Linked DNA regions of Homo sapiens: region 1 is linked to region 2. Evidence: read pairs that join two places in POLR2A ChIA-PET (ENCODE). Cell type or tissue: OCI-LY7. All regions are shown on one strand. Each heading gives the region's core, and the rest is flanking DNA. Links, peaks and the distances in the headings are about the cores only.

What was found. Peaks named below come from ENCODE experiments on the same cell type or tissue, not always from the same donor. Only the 100,000 strongest peaks of a DNase experiment are listed, where the experiment ranks them.
Region 1: POLR2A ChIA-PET joins it to region 2 with 14 read pairs; 3 of 35 experiments call an interaction of 5 or more read pairs at or near these places.

Annotation. Positions count from the first base shown.
Region 1 is chr11:130,220,781-130,229,497 of GRCh38, reverse strand. It overlaps ZBTB44 (zinc finger and BTB domain containing 44), which reads left to right. Exons shown (of 8, transcript NM_001301098.2): 8 at 1-2,821. Among named protein-coding and RNA genes, the nearest start is that of ST14, 65 kb to the right of the region's middle. In OCI-LY7, for the core only: no CTCF peak of the experiment used is centred there; no DNase peak of the experiment used is centred there.
Region 2 is chr11:130,168,035-130,177,511 of GRCh38, reverse strand. The region is part of intron 1 of ST14 (ST14 transmembrane serine protease matriptase); the gene reads right to left. Among named protein-coding and RNA genes, the nearest start is that of ST14, 13 kb to the right of the region's middle. In OCI-LY7, for the core only: no CTCF peak of the experiment used is centred there; DNase peaks (open chromatin) are centred at 5,501 and 6,460; H3K4me3 peaks cover 1,989 bases; H3K27ac peaks cover 3,920 bases.

The DNA of each region.
Region 1 (8,717 bases), core at 116-4,115, 55 kb before region 2:
AAGTCCTCAGCAAGATGAATTAGCCAAAAGCAATAATGGTTCAGATTAAACAATAAAGTGGAATTGATTCAATCCCAGGCTCAACTAAGAACAGTCGCTCTCTGGATGTTTCATTTTAGACGATAGATAAGTTGAGATGTTGTAATATTTATGGGGGGTTAAGCCTGTGTCAGTTATGGGATGAAGACTTGTAGTACCAGTACCATCAGTGGTCATACTTTTTTTTAACTTTTTACTAAACTAATACAGTTAGACATTTCCACTCTATCGTGATTATATTTTTATGATGGGAAAATAAAAACACTTCCATGTTTTTATAAATAGTCTCTGCAAAGATTTCAGATGTTATTGGTATCTCGGTTTGGCAGTATCTGAAAAATTGAGATTGTCTTTGAAATGTTTGTGCTACTTTTACTTAAGTAAACCCCCACTGTGCAAGACCCAGGCCGGCTTCAGCTAATACCAAGGTTTCTGTGTGCATAATAGTTTACAGAGAACTTAAGAGTAAGGACTGCGGATTAAAAACAAAACTTTTTTTAACTTTAAAATTTTTAGTTTTTGTTCAAAGTACCTGGTTTATAAAGTCAAATTCTTTTATTAGTTCCTTTCTCGTTTAAATTGACTGATGTTGCTGATGAAGCTTAAAGTCCCAGGCACGGTTGTGGCGATATACTGATAAAATTGGTGCCTAGTGGTGGGAGGAGCTCCAGTGTCAGGACTTTTATTAAAAGGCCCTTGTTTTCCCAAATGCCAATCTAGCCACATTTAGATTTCATTATTCAATAAAACAGATGAAAAATCATCCCATAAATGAATGTTGAGGTTACCAAAGTACATCACCTGCTGAGGAAGGATAAATCTTCCTGCTTTAAGGGAGCCCTGTCATCTCTCCTCTTAATGCACGTTTCCCTTGGTATTAGTGGAAGCTGTGTTCAAGATGGGAAGCCTTTCCTGCAGTTCTTAGAAACACCTGCTTTCTAAGGAGAGCCTTTTCTAGGATTAGCTTATGTGTGTTTTCTCTAGGCGATTTTTTATTTCAGTTACCAATTTAATTTTCAAGTTGACAGATGCTGTGTAAAGTCTCTCATAATGAGAGTAGTCCATTAAATTGTTGAAAGTTGCACTGCTTTTCATCTTTCAGGTACCTGAAATGAGTGACATCAGGTATTTGGAAGGAGTAAGATCATAAACTGTATTCATTTTCTTCCTTGTACAAAGTGATGACTTCTAATGCTTATATCTCAAGGTATTTTTTAAAAAAGCAACGGTCCCTAATAGAGTAAAATTTGGTTTTGGTCCAAGTTCCCAATAATGTATTTAATGTTTCTGTTGTTTACTGGTGCCTCCCGTTGCATCAGGTAGAGATTGCCTGCCTCTTTGTAGGGCAGCCTTGTGGCACCTTATGTCCAACTTGGAGGATAGTATATGGCTTCTTTGTGCCTCTACTATCTTTTCAAAAGCCATTTTATAAAAATCCTAGGTAGCCTATTTTAATATTTAAATATATATATTTGTGAAAGAACTTTTAGAACAGACCTTTTCTTTTTACTTTAAAATTCCTGTATTTCCATTTTTAAGAGTAAATTTAATCTCCAGGATTTAGAAGTGTCTTTCCAGAGAAGCATAATGAGAAAGTCAGACTGAGGTAATAAGACCAGAATTAAGTGATAGAAGAAACTGTTGTTTGGTTAAAGGACACAGATTTGAAGGAAAAAAATTTTGATGTAACAATTTTTTAAATAAAATTTTGTTTTTCTGTAATGTCATATTTGCTGCTACAGTAGCTCAATATTTTACAGGGCTAACATAAAGCTGGCTCCATTTAAAAACTGGAGTACTTCCTAGTGCAGCCAGCCTAGGCGGAAACTGTACACCATGGTCTTCCAGATGGGTGACTGATGGCTTTGGGTAGCTGATGCATGCTTTAATATTTGCCTATAGCCCGGCAGCAAGGAAGTCGGGGCGGGGGGACTTTTTTACCCTGCCAGTTATAGCATTGTGATTCTTTCTGGGCACTGGCATTTTGTGAAACTCTCAAGGGAAGGTGATGCAGGGGAGAAAATGTGAATTAAATTACATAGATGGGTGTTTTTATGTCTTCTACCCCTTTCCTAGAATTAGTACAACTCTTAACTGTGCCAGTCCCCAGTTCACCAGCTTTGTATCCAGTCGTCATCTCATTCAAGTATGGCTTTACTTGGTGACACTGGCCATAGCTAAGTTAACTTGGCATGTTTGACTTTTGACAATAACAAAAATGGTTTTGGATTTTGTTTTATTTCCAAAAAATGTATACAATATCAGAACTTCACATTTTATATACTAGTATCTGGCTATTAGTATTTTACAGGAACCATAGTTCTTGGTGACTACATATATATATATATTTTTGTGACCTTTTTTGTAAACTAAGTGCCGTTTCAACGTTACAATCATTTTTAGGGTTATTGTAATCAATGTGAATATCATGTTTTTTCAAATCTGTTCTGAGCCTATAGTGTTTGCTTTGTGAACATGTGTATTGTATATATTCTGTATAGTTATATTGTACTGAAATTAGCTTGTTTGATATAAGGAAAATATGTATTGAGTACCTTTTTGCTAGCCTGATTGTTTAATCTTTTTAAAAAAGGTTTAAACTTTTTTTAAAAAAAAAATCTTTAAACTGGCCTTTATTACATGGTCACACATAAAGTTGCAGTTAGGAAAGGGATGGGCAGGGAAAAACTAGTTTTGAGTGTCTTTAGATAGAAACATGAGACTAAGGTTTGATTTTGTTTTCGTTTTCTCATTAAAATATCTTATGCTTTATGGAATAAAACTTCCTGCTGTTGTTATTTATTGTTTGCTGGGCGGCAGTGTTGCCTGCGGTCATGTGAGTGAGAAAAGGCATCAGAGTAATTCATTACTTAAATAATTATCTACTTAGAGTGCACAGAGTAGAGAGGGTTATATTAGACAGCACATGTCAATTTTTGGTGAAGTAGAGCTTAAGTGCAAAGATCTCACAAACACCATACCCCAACTTGGAAGGAGAGTATAAAGGCAGCTAGTTAGAGGACATCATCCAATCCTAGAGCTATTGAATCAGGTTCTTGTGTAAAGCTGGGTACTAATGGGTGGGTTGCATCTTTCAAAGTTGCTCTGATTCTTTATAAAGTCACATTTTATTGACTAGAGACCAATTGGTGCCATTTCAATGATATCTTACAACCAAGGAGTAAAAAGTGGGTACCTAGCAGGGGAAAACAGCTCATTACATAGGTATGAATCTATGAGATCCTGAGGAAGGAAAAGTTTTCTAACTTTAGATTCACTGATGTGGATTTTGACAATACCGGTCTTTAGAATGACAGTAACAGGCAAATAAAATTATTTTATTGACCTCAAGCTACCTGGATCATTTTAGAATTAAGTTCAGAGAGGAAGAGGGTAAATTTTAAGAAGCACACTCTTTCATTCCAGTGTGTCGAGCATTTTTAACAATTTACCAAATCATTCAAAGTCAGAAAATGTTGGGTTCTTCAGTAGCCTTGACCACAGATGATGTATATAAGTGCAGAATGAAGAATTCAAAACAGATATATCCTTGCCAGCCATGGTGGCCCACACCTGTAATCCCAGCACTTTGGAAGGCTGAGGGAGGAGGATCACTTGAGCCCAGGAGTTCAAGACCAGCCTGGACAACATAGGGAGACGTCTCTACCCAAAAAAAAAAAAAAAAAAAAAAAAAGCTGGGCCTGGTGACACGCACCTGTAGTCCCAGCTACTCAAGAGGCTGAGGTGGGAGAATTGCTTGAACCTGGAAGGTCAAGACCTGCAGTGAGCTGAGATTGCACCACCGCACTCCAGCCTGGGTGACAGAGTGAGAACCTGTCAGTTGGCTTTGCATACTTGCATATAAATTACGTACCAGAAAGATTCCTTTCAGAGAATGATACTAAAAGTAATGACCAAAGATGTGTATCTCAACTGATAGAGCAAAAAAAAAGTTTGGGCTTTTTCTCTTTTGAACAGGAATTTTGGTTCTAAGAACTAAACTGAGAAAGTTAAAATCTACAAACATACCAAAGGTTTAAAGGGGCAGAACTTGCATGTAACAACATCAAACCCCCAAATTTAATGTAATTCTTTTTTGGGGAGTTAACTTCTATACAGATAGAAAAACTAACACAGGGCATATTCAATCTAGAAAGTCAGTCCTCTTGAGCAAATAGATTTATAACTAGGGTTTGAACACCTTTATGGACAAAGGGAAAGCTGTTTTGTTGTTTTCTTAAATTCCAATTCATTTACTTGAATTTTTCTGCAAAATTAAAATTTTTACACCTATCTGTTTTGTAGATGAGAAAGTGGAGCTAGCTTTAGCATCGTTTTGCAAGGCTTCCTCACTTCATCCCATGCCCTTTCTTCCACACCTGCCTAATTTTTCCCATGACTAACATTTCTGGCTGCCTTTGGCTGGAAGTCATTTAGTGAGTGTCTCATTTACCAGAGATCCTGAAAGTTAGGCTCAGTACCCCACACACACCCCTAGTAAAGGGCCAGCTCAAATGACCTGGCCTTTGATGATTCTTGACATCTAGAGACCCTCTGTTGACAAAGTTGCCTTAGGACATAACAAGAAAATATTACACCAAATAAATGTTCTGTAGCCCGTTTTAAATTGGGGCTCAGACAGAAATGCTGACAGTTCAACAACAGTACATATAGTAGGAACTGTGTACCTAACTTTCATCCAGGAACAGAATTCTTTGTTGAGTGCAGATGATTTACAAAATTAGTAAACAGTCCTTTTCTGTTCTTTTTTTTTTGAGGTGGAGTCTCACTGTTGCCCAGCCTGGAGTGCAGTGGTGCGATCTCAGCTCACTGCAACGTCCGCCTCCTGGGTTCAAGCGATTCTCCTGCCTCAGCCTCCCAAGTAGCTGGGACTACAGGCGCCCGCCACCACACCCGGCTAATTTTTTGTATTTTTAGTAGAGATGGTGTTTCACTATGTTAGCCAGGAGAGTCTCCATCTCCTGACCTCGTGATCCACCCACCTCGGCCTCCCAAAGTGCTGGGACTACAGGCGTGAGCCACCGTGCCTAGCCTAACAATCCTTTTCATTTTGTTTTACGGTTTATAAACTGCTAGCACTTTTTAGCTATTTGATCTTGAGAAACCCAGTAAGATAAACAGGAAAAGTACTAACAGATGTGTGATCCACGTAAACGGTGCCCTTCCTGCCCATTACAGGGAGAAAGATCCACTGAGAAATCAGGCCGTGAACAGGGCTGGAGTCTCAAGAGGTATTGACTTGGTGGAGTCTCTGTGGACTCGGCTCTCTCCCAAACACAGTTCCTGGAAGAACAGGAATTGGGGTTCTTTTGTGCATTGGCACTTTGTGAAACCTTTGAGGGAGGGTAATGCTGGAGGGAAATGTGAATTCTCTAGGTGGCTGTGTCTAAATTACCTTAAAGGAGAGCCATTGTAACTTTTTCTTACGGTGTGAAAGGAAGTGCTCGTGACCATTTTCTAAAGATGTGCACTGGTCGATTTTTTCTCATGTGCTGTCATCTATTTAATACCTCCACAGGGTTATCCTTCACAGCCCTGTTGATAACATTTTCCATTATTCATCCCTGCTGCTACTAGCTTCATCCGAGCCTGTGTTGTTTCTGGCCTAATAACAGCACCAGCCTCCTTGCTGCCATTCCCTCCCTTCAGCTGGGCTTCCTTCCAGTCCATCCTTGGCATTGCTACTGCAGTCATCTTTCTAATCAGGCCACTGCCCTGCCGAAAGCCTCCTGCCCCCCACTCCCCCGGAACCCGCCCCTCAGCCCTCACACTCCCCTTCTACCTGCCTCGGTTTGAGGTTGACTCACTCCTGTAGATTCCCACAGTAGATTTTGTTTGCCTTTACCAAACCACTTCTCAGCCACACAGCCTTGCAAAATCTACCTCAGAGGAGTTGTGAGAATCGAGTGAGTTACATGTAAAATGCTTAGAACCATGCCTCGTATGTTGTGACCACTTCAGAAGCCTCATCTGTTGATTACAAGACTGGCATCACGCTCGCGTGTCTCCCTCACCTGACTACATTCTTGAGATCAGGGAATATGCCTTCTATTTGTGTGTCCTCTGTAGTACCTGGTACAGAGAACTCAAAAACTGTCAAAGGAATGATTAAATGTTGCCAAGAAGTGGTCATAAGCTCCATGTACGACAGTGCTTACAGGTACTTACCCGGGAACTTTAGGACAGAATACCTAGAATTATTTTCATCAGACTGCCTGATGATTAGCCTCAACTCTCACTTCAGCAAATGTCTCAGAGTCTCACTCGTTTTTAAATGAGGGTCTGAAATAGGCTGTAGGAGTTATGAATTAATACTAACTTTAATCCTCAGAACAACTGCTATCAGCCTGGCTAGACTTTCCCCGAACTGTTCTTTAGGACACTGGCATCTGCCGTTTTTCTCCCCTTCACCTGGTTTCCTCATCCATTAAGTTCATATTAAGTATCCCTTCTTAAGGAAGCTCTCCCAGAGCCTTTCCTGCTAGGTTGAGACTTTGTATTATGTTCACATAACATCCTGCGCTTCTATTACTAATGTAACTGACTAAACAGCTGGACTAAACCCCATTACATCAAGTTCCACTAGGACAGTGACCGTATCTGTTTCTTGTACCAGGGGGTCCCCAGGCCCAAGGTTGTTTGAATGAATGAAGTCTCTGCCCTTAAGGAACTTATGGAAGTAAGCAGAAGTAAAGAAGAATTACAGAAATACAACTGATAGAAATAACTGATTGCCCTGAGAGAAACACCAAAAAGTATACTTTGGAAATTTGAAGAAGTGGGAGACCTGGCTGGAGGGGTGAGGGAAGGTAGCATGGCAGAGGCACCACTTGAGCTGGGTCTTCCTTGGGAAGAGATGTAGGATTTGTACAGACAAGTGACGGAGAAGGAGATGACTCCGGGAAGCAATACGCAGCCTCAGAGGTTGAGGGAACAGAAGGAGTGTAGCTTGCTGAGCCTTGCAGGATCCCTGAAGGGAAAGAGTGGAAGAAAACCTTGTAAACTAGACTAGCACCAGGTCAGAGAAGGCCTGAAGAACTGCAGCTATATTTGGTAGGAAATCGAGAATCGTCTCACATTTTCGAGCACAGAAACATCAGAGCCCTCTCTAGAAATATTAAAAGCAGATTAAAGGGATGCATACGGACTTAACTGAGACCCCTGAGTTACAACAGAACTTCGGGTAAGAACCCAGAAGAAGGGGATGGGAGTAGGGCTGGAGAGGAAGGGATGTGTGTTCGTGACATCGGGGCTGACGGAGACGTGGTAGGTGGGGAGAGTGGGGAGAGGCGGACCTGATCTTCAGTCCAGGTGTCCTCTGTGCACCGTAGAGAATAGCTGCTGCATTCTAAGCTGTAGCAACACCAAGTGTGTGGCCTTAAACGCTTAGGCAACCTCCCTTTTCTGTTGTTGGTTTCTTTGAGAGGGAACTGTCTGAGAGAAAATGGAGCAAGAATTAGGCCAAGTTCAAGAGTTGGGCTTCAGAATTAGGCTAAAGGAGAGATTCCCCGCGTCGCTAATCCCAGCACTTTGGGAGGCTGAGGTGGGTGGATCACCTGAGGTCAGGACTTTGAGACCAGCCTGGCCAACGTGGTAAAACCCCAACTTTACTAAAAGTACAAAAAAATAGCCGGGCGTGGTGGCGGGCGCCTGTAATCCCACCTACTGGGGAGGCTGAGGCAGGAGAATCGCATGAACCCAGGAGGCGGAGGTTCCAGTGATCCGAGATTGCGCCACTGCACTCCAGCCTGGGCAACAAGAGCAAAACTCTGGCTCAAAAAAAGATGGCTTTTCCTGGACAAAGTCGAAGCTTGTTTCCCCAACACAAGCCAAGGACCCTGTGGCTGTGAGCTAGAGGCAGGTGCTTGCGGCACTTATAGATTTTAATTTTTAAAAGAGCTCATTCTCCATATCCAAATTGTTGGCATCTGTGGGAATTTAAAATGCCATTTAAAAGACCTGTACCTGTCAGATCCCGAGACACGTCTTTCCCACAGAGAGTCTGGCTGACTACACAGCTACTCCTGCGTGTAGGACGCAGAATGCCTATGCGTGCAGATGTGCTTCACGGGCATGTGCCATGTGTTCATTCAGTAGATATGAAATGGCTTTCATAAGAACGTTTAACTGCCCTGGAGAAGGCCTGGGAAGGGGATGAGATTTAAACAGGGGCATTGTGCATTTGCATTGATTCATCCGATAGTACCCGATATGTGCCAGTACGAACCCCGCCCCCGCCACTTGCCTATGAGCATTCCAGTCCCCTACATAGATACAGGCTGTCACACACGGCAGGGATTTCCTTGTGGTCTCAAGAGAAACACTGGCACAGACTAGCTTTGGAGGAAGAGTTAGTTCTAACTTTACGTTGTGCTTTGTAAGTACGCCAATACATGCACATGTATCTACACAGACACACAGACGTGTACAACTTATCTCAATGGAGAGTAGGGAAAACTGAAGGAGAGGCCTCCCCAGTTGAGTAAGAGAGAACCTTTGGACCCCTAGTCCTCCCCATGTCATCGGAATGCTCTGTAACCACCAGTCATGCCCACCCACATGCCTTCTCCCAGACCCTGGTGGGATTGGACAGTAGGGCCCTGTGCCTCCACCCATGAGGTACATGACAACAAGAGCCCTTCCACACACACAAATCG
Region 2 (9,477 bases), core at 3,294-7,293:
GGCTCACCACAACCTCCACCTCCCAGGTTCAAGCGGTTCTCCTGCCTCAGCCTCCCGAGTAGCTGGGATTACAGGCACCTGCCACCGCACCTGGCTAATTTTTGTATTTTTAGTACAGACAGGGTTTCACCATGTTTGCCAGGATGGTCTTGATCTCTTGAACTCGTGATCTGCCCACCTCAGCCTCCCAAAGTGCTGGGATTACAGGCGTGAGCCACCGCGCCCGGCCTAAAAACAAATTTTTAACTCGGCTGAAAGAAGAGGAAGCCAATTATTGCATAACCCCTACTCATCCGGTTGGCTAAGGTGGGAAATCGAACCATTGCCCAAATAGAGTTGGAAGTCAGAAAGACTCCCTGTATGACCCCCTGAGGATGTACAGTCAGACTTGAGGACCCTAAAAATGTTAAGCCCCGCCAGGCACGGTGGCTCATGCCTGTAATCCCAGCACTCTGGGAGGCCAAGGCAGGTGGATCACGAGGTCAGGAGATCGAGATCATCTTGGCTAACACGGTGAAATCCCATCCCTACTAAAAATACAAAAAATTAGCCAGGTGCGGTAGTATGGGCCTGTAGTCCCAGCTACTCAGGAGGCTGAAGCAGGAGAATCACTAGAACCCAGGAGGCAGAGGTTGCAGTGAACCGAGATCATGCCACTGCACTCCAGCCTGGGTGACAGAGTGAGACTCCGTCTCAAAAAAAAAAAAAAAAAAAAAAAAAAAAGTTAAGCCCTAAAAGAAAAAATCCCTGTACTTTTAATGCAAAGTATCTCACAGATCGCCAGACAGGCAAAGAGCCAGCTCAAGGAATTTTAAGGAAAAGTAGGTCGGGTGCGGTGGCTCAAGCCTGTAATCCCAGCACTTTGGGAGGCCGAGGCAGGCGGATCATGAGGTCAGGAGATCGAGACTATCCTGGCTAACAGGGTGAAACCCCATCTCTACTAAAAATACAAAAAATTAGCTGGGTGTGGTGGTGGGCACCTGTAGTCCCAGCTACTCGGGAGGCTGAGGCAGGAGAACGGTGTGAACCCGGGAAGTGGAGCTTGCAGTGAGCCGAGATTGCGCCACGGCACTCCAGCCTGGGCAACACAGCGAGACTCTGTCTGAAAAAAGAAAAAGAAAAGAAAAAGAAAAAAAAAAAAGGAAAAGTAAATCCCTGTCAGGGGTAACTTTTAAGGAGGAACCCCTGGGACCAAGGGAACCCCCTGCAGAGAACTTAGGACATTACAATGACCCTTGGGGTGGGTATATACAGCAAGACCTATAATAACTAGAAAAAGAGGTACCAATGATAACTATGAGAATCACAGTCCTCAGGACACCAGTGAGGACGGAGACTACACCACAGCAGAGTTACTGAAACTGAGAACAGATTTTTGCCAAAGACAGAGCACAGATGCAGACTGGCCCCTACATCTGTGGGAGAATGCAGCAGACACCACGGCACTATCAGGCACAGAAACGCATTGCATCCCTACACGAGCAGGAAACTGTCATGAGCTATTATAAAACTACCAAACCATAAACCATTAGAACCACAAATCAGCCAAGGCTGGATGTGGTGGCTCACGCCTGTAATTTCAGTACTTTGGGAGGCTGAGGCAGGTGGATCACCTGAGGTCAGGAGTTTGAAACCAGCCTGGCCAACATGATGAAACTCCGTCTCTACTAAAAATACAAAATTAGCTGGATGTGGTGGCACACGCCTGTAGTCCCAGCTACTCGGGAGGCTGAGACAGGAGAATCGCTTGAACCCAGGGGGTGGAGGTTGCAGTGAGCCGAGATCGCACCATTGCACTCCAGCCTGGGCAAGAAAGAGTGAGACTCCAGGCCAGGTGTGGTGGCTCACGCCTGTAATCCCACCAGCATTTTGGGAGGCCAAGGTGGGCAGATCACCTGAGGTCAGGAGTTTGAGACCAGCCTGACCAACATGGAGAAACCCCGTCTCTACTAAAAATACAAAAAATTAGCCGGGCATGGTGGCACATGCCTGTAATCCCAGCTACTCGGGAGGCTGAGGTGGGAGAATCACTTGAACCTGGGAGACGGAGGTTGGGATGAGCCGAGATTGCGCCATTGCACTCCAGCCTGGGCAACAAGAACAAAACTCCATCTCAAAAACAAAAAGAAAGAGAGAGAGAGAAAGAGAGAGAGGAAAAGAAAAGAAAAGAGTGATATTCCATTTCAAAAACAAAAAAACAAAAAAAAACCCACCAATCAGCCAAGATATGTTCTAGCCCTCTGGGACTGGATCACATCAGCCTGGAGATCTGTCCACCCATATTCAGACCCAACAAAATCTGGAGACGGACTTGAAAAAATCTAACACAAGGACAAACGAATCCAAGAAAATCAGCTATCTTAGGGATGGCACGTGATAGATATAATGAATTTGCCATTCCGCTTGAAATTCCAGTCATAAATGAAATTCAGAGAACACTTCTGTTAGGAGTACCACCTAACCTGCAGTTCTCCTACATGAATGCTCTCTCGGCATGCAGAGCCATGCAAGATATACTAGACGCGTAATTATCAGGTACCCATAAGGTAACATTTATGGCAAAACCTGAAAAACATACCAAGAGAAAGGGGATAGGAAAAAGGGCTAATGAACCAGTCCAGGGAGAGCCACGAAGACAAAAAAAGTCTGGGCTGGGCTAGGCTGGCTGGTTCATCAGTCTTTCAGGGAAGAGTCTGTAATGTGGGCAGAGCCTTTGGCAGTGGATGTTGGGTGCTTATCACCAGTGACAGCAGAGGGTGAACTGCCAAAGTCCTGCTCTTTTTATGGCCACAGAGTCCTCTGGTGAGGACTGACAGTGGAGGAGGATGCTTGTCTGTTTGTTTGCAGTCTTTAAATTTATCAAGCAAAACACCTTGTCCTTGTGGGCAAAGTGCCCTATGAAATGGAAGATGAAGTCTTTTTCTAAGATGGAGTTACTTATGTCAAGGGTGGCTCTATACGGGGAGTTGGTAATAACTGCCACCCCCACCCCCACCCCACACCCACACACCTCACCCCCAGGAGAAGCAGCAGAGGGCCCAGGAGAGCAACACTGGATTTGGAGTCAGATAGATTTGGGTTCAAAATTCAGCTCTGCCACACTTTCAGCTATCTGGGTTTTTGATAAATTTTCCTCTCTTAACCCTTTTTTCATCTGAAAATGAAGCCTAGCGGCTGTAAGAATTGGACGTGATATTTCTTGAAGACACCTACATGGCACAAAGATGTCCAAAAATAATGAGTGTATTTGCTGTGGCCACCGCCTCCCTCACCTGGCTGTGGGCCCCCAGGAGGAGGGATGGGACAATCCCTTGGGAGACCTCAGAGGTGGAAAAGCAGCTCCTGGGGCTGCAGCCTGTGGGCAGACTCCCTCCTCCTGCTGCTGTGGGTCTGTCCGTGGTTTTGAATCCCTAACTTGTCTTAAAGAATGATCCAGAGGCCCTCTGTGTCCTGCTCCTGCTTCAAGCCAATTGTTTCATTATTTTCAGGCTCTGCAAAAAAAGTATTTGAAACAAGGTTTTCATTGTCTTAAAAAATGTTTTTGGAAACTACCAGAAGCTTTATGTGTAAGCTGAGGCCCAGAGCATGCTGCGACCTGGCCAGCACTCTCTGGTCTTGTGGGGTAAACCACCCATGGGTGCAAGTGGGTAGGGACACCCTGGCTGGCCTTCTGCTCTCTCCCAGAGAAAGTGGACAGAGGGGTTACAGAGAAGCGGGACAGCAGCAGAGCCCTCCTGGAGCCATGGGTCGGGACAGAGTGACAAGGGCGGGTAGATGTGGGCCAGCCAAGGATTGGCTCCTGGGATCCTGGAAAGACCTGCCAGGTCGCTCCTCACTAAGGCCCACACTACAGACTTGTGCTGTTAAGGTCTTTCATTTTTTTTGTTGGAGGGTGTTTGATTTTTTTTTTTTTTTTGAGACAGAGTCTCGCTCTGTCACGCAGTCTGGAGTGCAGTGGCACCATCTTAGCTCACCACAACCTCCGCCTCCCAGGTTCTAGTGATTCTCCTGCCTCAGCCTCCCGAGTAGCTGGGACTACAGGCGCCCGCCACCACACCTGGCTAATTTTTGTATTTTTAGCAGAGACAGGATTTCGCCATTTGGCCAGGCTGGTCTCGACTCCTGACCTCAGGTGATCTGCTCTCCTCGGCCTCCCAAAGTACTGGGATTACAGGCATGAGCCACCGCGCCCAGCCTTTCAGTTTGTTTTGAAGTTTGAATCTGAACTTCAGCTGCTCCACCAGACCAGAGGGAGGAATTGGGCTGCCTGGCTTTTGGCAGATGGATAAACAGTGGGTGGAGAAATTAAAATCAAAGAGAGACAGTAGGTAGGCCTCAGTCATTAGCAGGAATTAGCTAATTATGTTCTATTTGGAAGGCCGTAAGTGGTTATTAACCCACTTTTAAGAGGGGGAAAACTGAGGCACAGAGAAAAGTATTTGCCCCAGCAGCTCAGGGCTCTCAGTCCTGACCACTCGCGTGGTGACGCCACACCCTCCCCTGCACCAGCTCCCCAGAAAGGAAAGAAGAGAGTTGTGTCAGGCAGTCCTCACTGAAGCTGGTTCTTTGCCCTCCTATAGGGTCCCACTGCAGATGCGTGAGGCTCGTACACAGCACCCTTGACATAAATAACTCCATCCTAGAAAAAGACCTCATCTTATGTTTCACTTTGTCAACAGGGACAAGATGTTTTGCAAATAAATAAACACGGCATCCAGCCAGACAAGGACATACACACTCCTCCACTGTCTGTCCTCAGTAGAGGACTCTGTGGCCATAGGAAGAGGACAGCAATGGCCGGGCGCGGTGGTTCACGCCTGTAGTCCCAGCACTTTGGGAGGCTGAGGCGGGCGGATCACGAGATTAGGAGATCAAGACCATCCTGGCTAACACGGTGAAACCCCGTCTCTACTAAAAATACAAAAAATTAGCCGGGTATGGTGGTGGGCACCTGTAGTCCCAGCTACTGGGGAGGCTGAGGCAGGAGAAAGGCGTGAACCTGGGAGGCAGAGCTTGCAGTGAGCCGAGATCGCACCACTGCACTCCAGCCTGGGTGGCAGACTGAGACTCTGTCTCAAAAAAAAAAAAAAAAAAAAAAAAGAAGACAGCCAGGCACAGTGGCTCATGCCTGGAATCCCAGCACTTTGGCAGGCTGAGGTGGGAGGATTGCTTGAGCCCTGGAGTTTGAGACAAGCCTGGGCAATGCAGAGAGACCCCCATCTCTACAAAAATTTTTTAAAAAAATTAGCTTAGCATGGTGGCACAGCTACTCAGCGGGCTGAGGTGGGAGGATCACTTGAGCCTGGGATGTCAAGGCTGCAGTGAGCTGTGATCACGCCACTGCACTCCAGCTTGGGCAACAGAGCGAGACCCTGTCTCAAAAAAAAAAGCAACCAAAAGAAACAAAAAAACAAAACAAGAGAAAAGAGCAAGACTTCAGCAGCTTGAAATGGCTGTCTTAATTGACACTATCTTGCTGTCACTCATGATAAGCACCTAGCATCTGCCAGCGAAGCCTCTGCCAACATCAGAAACTCTTCCCCACGAAACCGACAGACTGCCCAGGCCAGGGCAGGAGGGTCTTGTTGTCTTCGTGGCTCTCCCTGGACTGGTTCATTAACCCTTTTTCCTAACCCCTTTCTCTTGATGATAAATGTTACTTTGATGTGGGATGTTTAATCTATACATTTATATATTAAGTATATGATTATGTATGGCTTGCAATGTTGACTGACTTGTGGAGTGGCTTCAGCCTGTGTGCCCGAGGCTCTGCCTCCTGAGTGAACAGGAAGTACTAAGGAGAATTGTCTTTTTGGGAACTCCATGTGGCTAGTGGTGTTTATGATTGAAATTGCATCAATAAAAGTCTGACCTTGTGGAAAGACACAAACGTGCGGGGACCTGGTTATCTTTGATCTTGCACCACTCAAGAGACCCCCCCAATATTGCAGAAAAGCGAACTGAAGCCCAGAGAGATCATGCTCTGCAGATCCAGCGAGCCCACTTCTGAGTATTTATCCAAAGGAAGGAATTGAAACCAGGATCTGAAGAGAGAGCTGCATCCTATGCTCACTGCAGCACTGTTCACAGAAGCCAAGATGTGGGAACAAACTAAGCATTTTCCTTAGCAAATGAATGGATACACAAAAGGTGGTCCATACCTTCAATAAGAGATCTTGTATTAAGTGTTCTTATCACAAAATAGTAATTATTATTATAAATAAATAGAATAATAGATAAAGAGGGCAGGAGGAAACTTTGGAAGGTGATGGATATTTTGCAGCCTAACTTATGGGATGGTATCACTGGTGTTTCCATACATCCACACTCATCAGGTTGTACACATTAAATAGAAACAAAAGAAACAAAAAACAAGAGAAAAGAGCAGGATGTCAGTAGCTTGAAATGGCTGTCTTAATTGACACTATCTTGCTGTCATTCGTGATAAGCACAACAGCAGTATCATCTGTGGATCTTATTCAGATTTCCCGTTTCACTGCTACTCATGTGAATATTAAGTTCCATTCTATGTCATTGCTAGCACAGGCCCCTGTCTGTAATGTCACAAAAAGGTACAGCTTTTTGCATATCAATCATACCTCAATAAAGTAGTCTAAATCAATAAATACAGTGTTGATTTCAAAAACAAAAAAAAAAGGAACACTCTGCAAAACTCTATCTACTACAAAACCCACTTCTTGGGCCCAAGAGACGGGCCCCTGCTGTGCCCACCACTGTATATGGGTCGTCACTCCTTTAACATTGGTCTAAGGGCACTGGCTCCCTCAACTCTGACGTTGGCTCTAGCCAGAAAGGCCCCCAAGCCTGTTAGGAACCAAGAGGTTCCTAACCTCTCGGTTAGGAACCCATCTGCCTGCTCGGAATGGCTGGGCTCCCCTACCGCCTACCGAACCTGCCTGCCCTCCAGCACACAGGCCAAAGCTGAGCCTTGCCAGGAATCCTCCCGGGACCACAACAAGCCACCGTACTTTCTCCCTGGGGCCTCACCTCTTCCCCAACCTGCACCATGCTGGGTGGACCAGGAAGTCCTGGCTGGTCACAGTGCCCCGGTTTCCTCTTCCTACTGCCTCTCTCCCTCCCCCTCCACCCTCAACCTTGCCCAGAGTTAGCACTTGATTGACTAATTGATGGGTTGATGGAAGGTCTTCTCTCCCCATAGCCAGACTTAGGCAGCCTCCCCAGGGCAGGCTGGAATAATCTGCCAGTTGCCAAGTGCCCTCAACCAAGAAGGGGAAAAAATACTCAGTCCACACCTCAGGGCTCTGCTGACAGTCCCCCAGGCTCTCTGGGGTCAGACCTGGCCTGGCCACCCACTGTCCTCAGGCCCCATTTAAAGTTCGACTTTGCCGGATCTCTCCTGGTCCTCAGTTCAGTGTGTCGCCCCCAAAACACACACACCAGGACATAACCTCTTTTGCCAATTCTAGCCGGAAAATTCCATCTCTGCCTCTTCGATCCCATTTAGTTTGCACCAGCCCTCTCCTTATGTGCCAAAGACCTACTTCCCGGCCCAGCTGCCCCACCTTCCTCCTGCCCCAAGTCACCGGACTCAGAGCAGAAGCATCTGCCTGCAGCAGCACAAACAGGCAGATCCCCCAAAACCCGACAAGAGAAACAAGAGGTGCAGCCAGCACCTAGTAACTTCTTTTCATTCGTTTTCTTGACTTTTTATTAAATCCACATTCTGATTTCACGAGCTAGTGTGCCTTTCATTACTGACATTTTTATGGAGATACTTGTAGATTCCCATACAGTTGTAGGAAATCATACTGAGATCCTTGCCCAGTTTCTCCCAATAGTCACACCTCATAAAACTGTATCATAATACCACAACAGCAGTATCATCCGCGGATCTTATTCAGACTTCCCGTTTCACCGCTACTCACGTTAAGTATTAAGTTCCATCTATGTCATCGCTAGCGTAGTCCCCTGTCTCTGGCATCACAGTCAACATTCTGAACAGCTCCAACACGAGGATGCCCATGGCCTTCTGTAACCACAGCCACCTCCCTCCTGTCCCCCACCCCTTCAGCTCCACAATCGCTAATCTGTCCTCTACTACTAACATGGTGTCATTTCAAAAATTATGTTATATAGGCCAGGCGTGGTGGCTCATGCCTGTAATCCCAGCACTTTGGAAGGCCAAGGCGGGTGGATCACCTGAGGTCAGGATTTCAAGACCAGTCTGGCCAACATGGCGAAACCCTGTCTCTACTAAAAATACAAAAATTAGCTGGGTGTGGTGGCACACACCTGTAGTCCCAGCTACTCGGGAGGCTGAGGCAGGAGAATCGCTTGAACCAGGGAGGCGGAGGTTGCAGTGAGCCCAGATCACACCGCTGTACTCCAGCCTGGGACAGAGCAGGACTCTGTCTCAAAAAAAAAAAAAAAAAAAAAACCCATTATATTATATAAATAAATAATATGGTATGTATGGGACTGTTGGCTTTTTTTTTAACTGCACAAAATTCCCTGGAGGTCTTTCAAGTTGTTGCATCCATCAGCTTGTTCCTTTTCAGTGCTGAGTCATATTTCATGGCATGGAGGTGCCACAGTCTGTTTCTGACTTGGTGGACCCAGGGATCTGCAGAAGCTAGTGGGAAAAACCCAAGCCTGCCTGCAGCCTCTAGAACTGGGTAAGTTCTAAAACACGCTTCCATGGCTACAAATCTGAGCACCTGTTTTGGGGAAAGGACCAACTATGCAAACAGAGGGGCCCCACCCCCAGGGGAGGGCACCAGGAAGTCTGTGTCCTCTATTAGAACCAGACTCTATCCTGGGGGAATAGGATACAAGCGAGGGGAGAACTGCTGGATCTACCCTTGAAATTGGATTCTCAGAGCCGAGACAGATTCTGCAGGGCATGTCACCCACCTCTCATCCTCGCGAGACCATCCTTTTGGAAGAAATAGCATTTTCCTTAGTACGAGTATTAGGAAGCTCTTCCTTCCACCAAGTGTGATCAGCACTGCAATCACCTCTGCACTAATTAGCACTGCAACAGAACCAGCCTAGTTTCCCCACTCAGGAGACGCTCCAGTGGAAGCTCTACATCGGTGCTCGTGTGCTCTCTCAGTCTGCACCTCCTCTGGCTAAACATGCTCAACTCCTCTGATCATTCAAACAAAATGTTTTCTAAACCCTGGCCATCTGGTTCCATCTCACCCTTAGTCATCTTCCCTTGAAGACACCGTTTCCAGAATTCACCAGCATAACCCACAAGAGGTCTGACTAGCGTGGCCTCCACAGGGTCTGCTTGCCAATTACCTTCCTCATTCTGTTTGCTCTTTTTCTATTAATTGTCCAATGATGCATTCAAGTAACACACCCAAACAATAAAACGATTAAAATAAGAAGATGGAAAGAATGATATGTTCCCTCGATGAAAGCTTATAAGGCAATCAAAAATCGTTTTTCAAAAAGTAGATAATGACATGGAAAAGCTATCTAAGATAG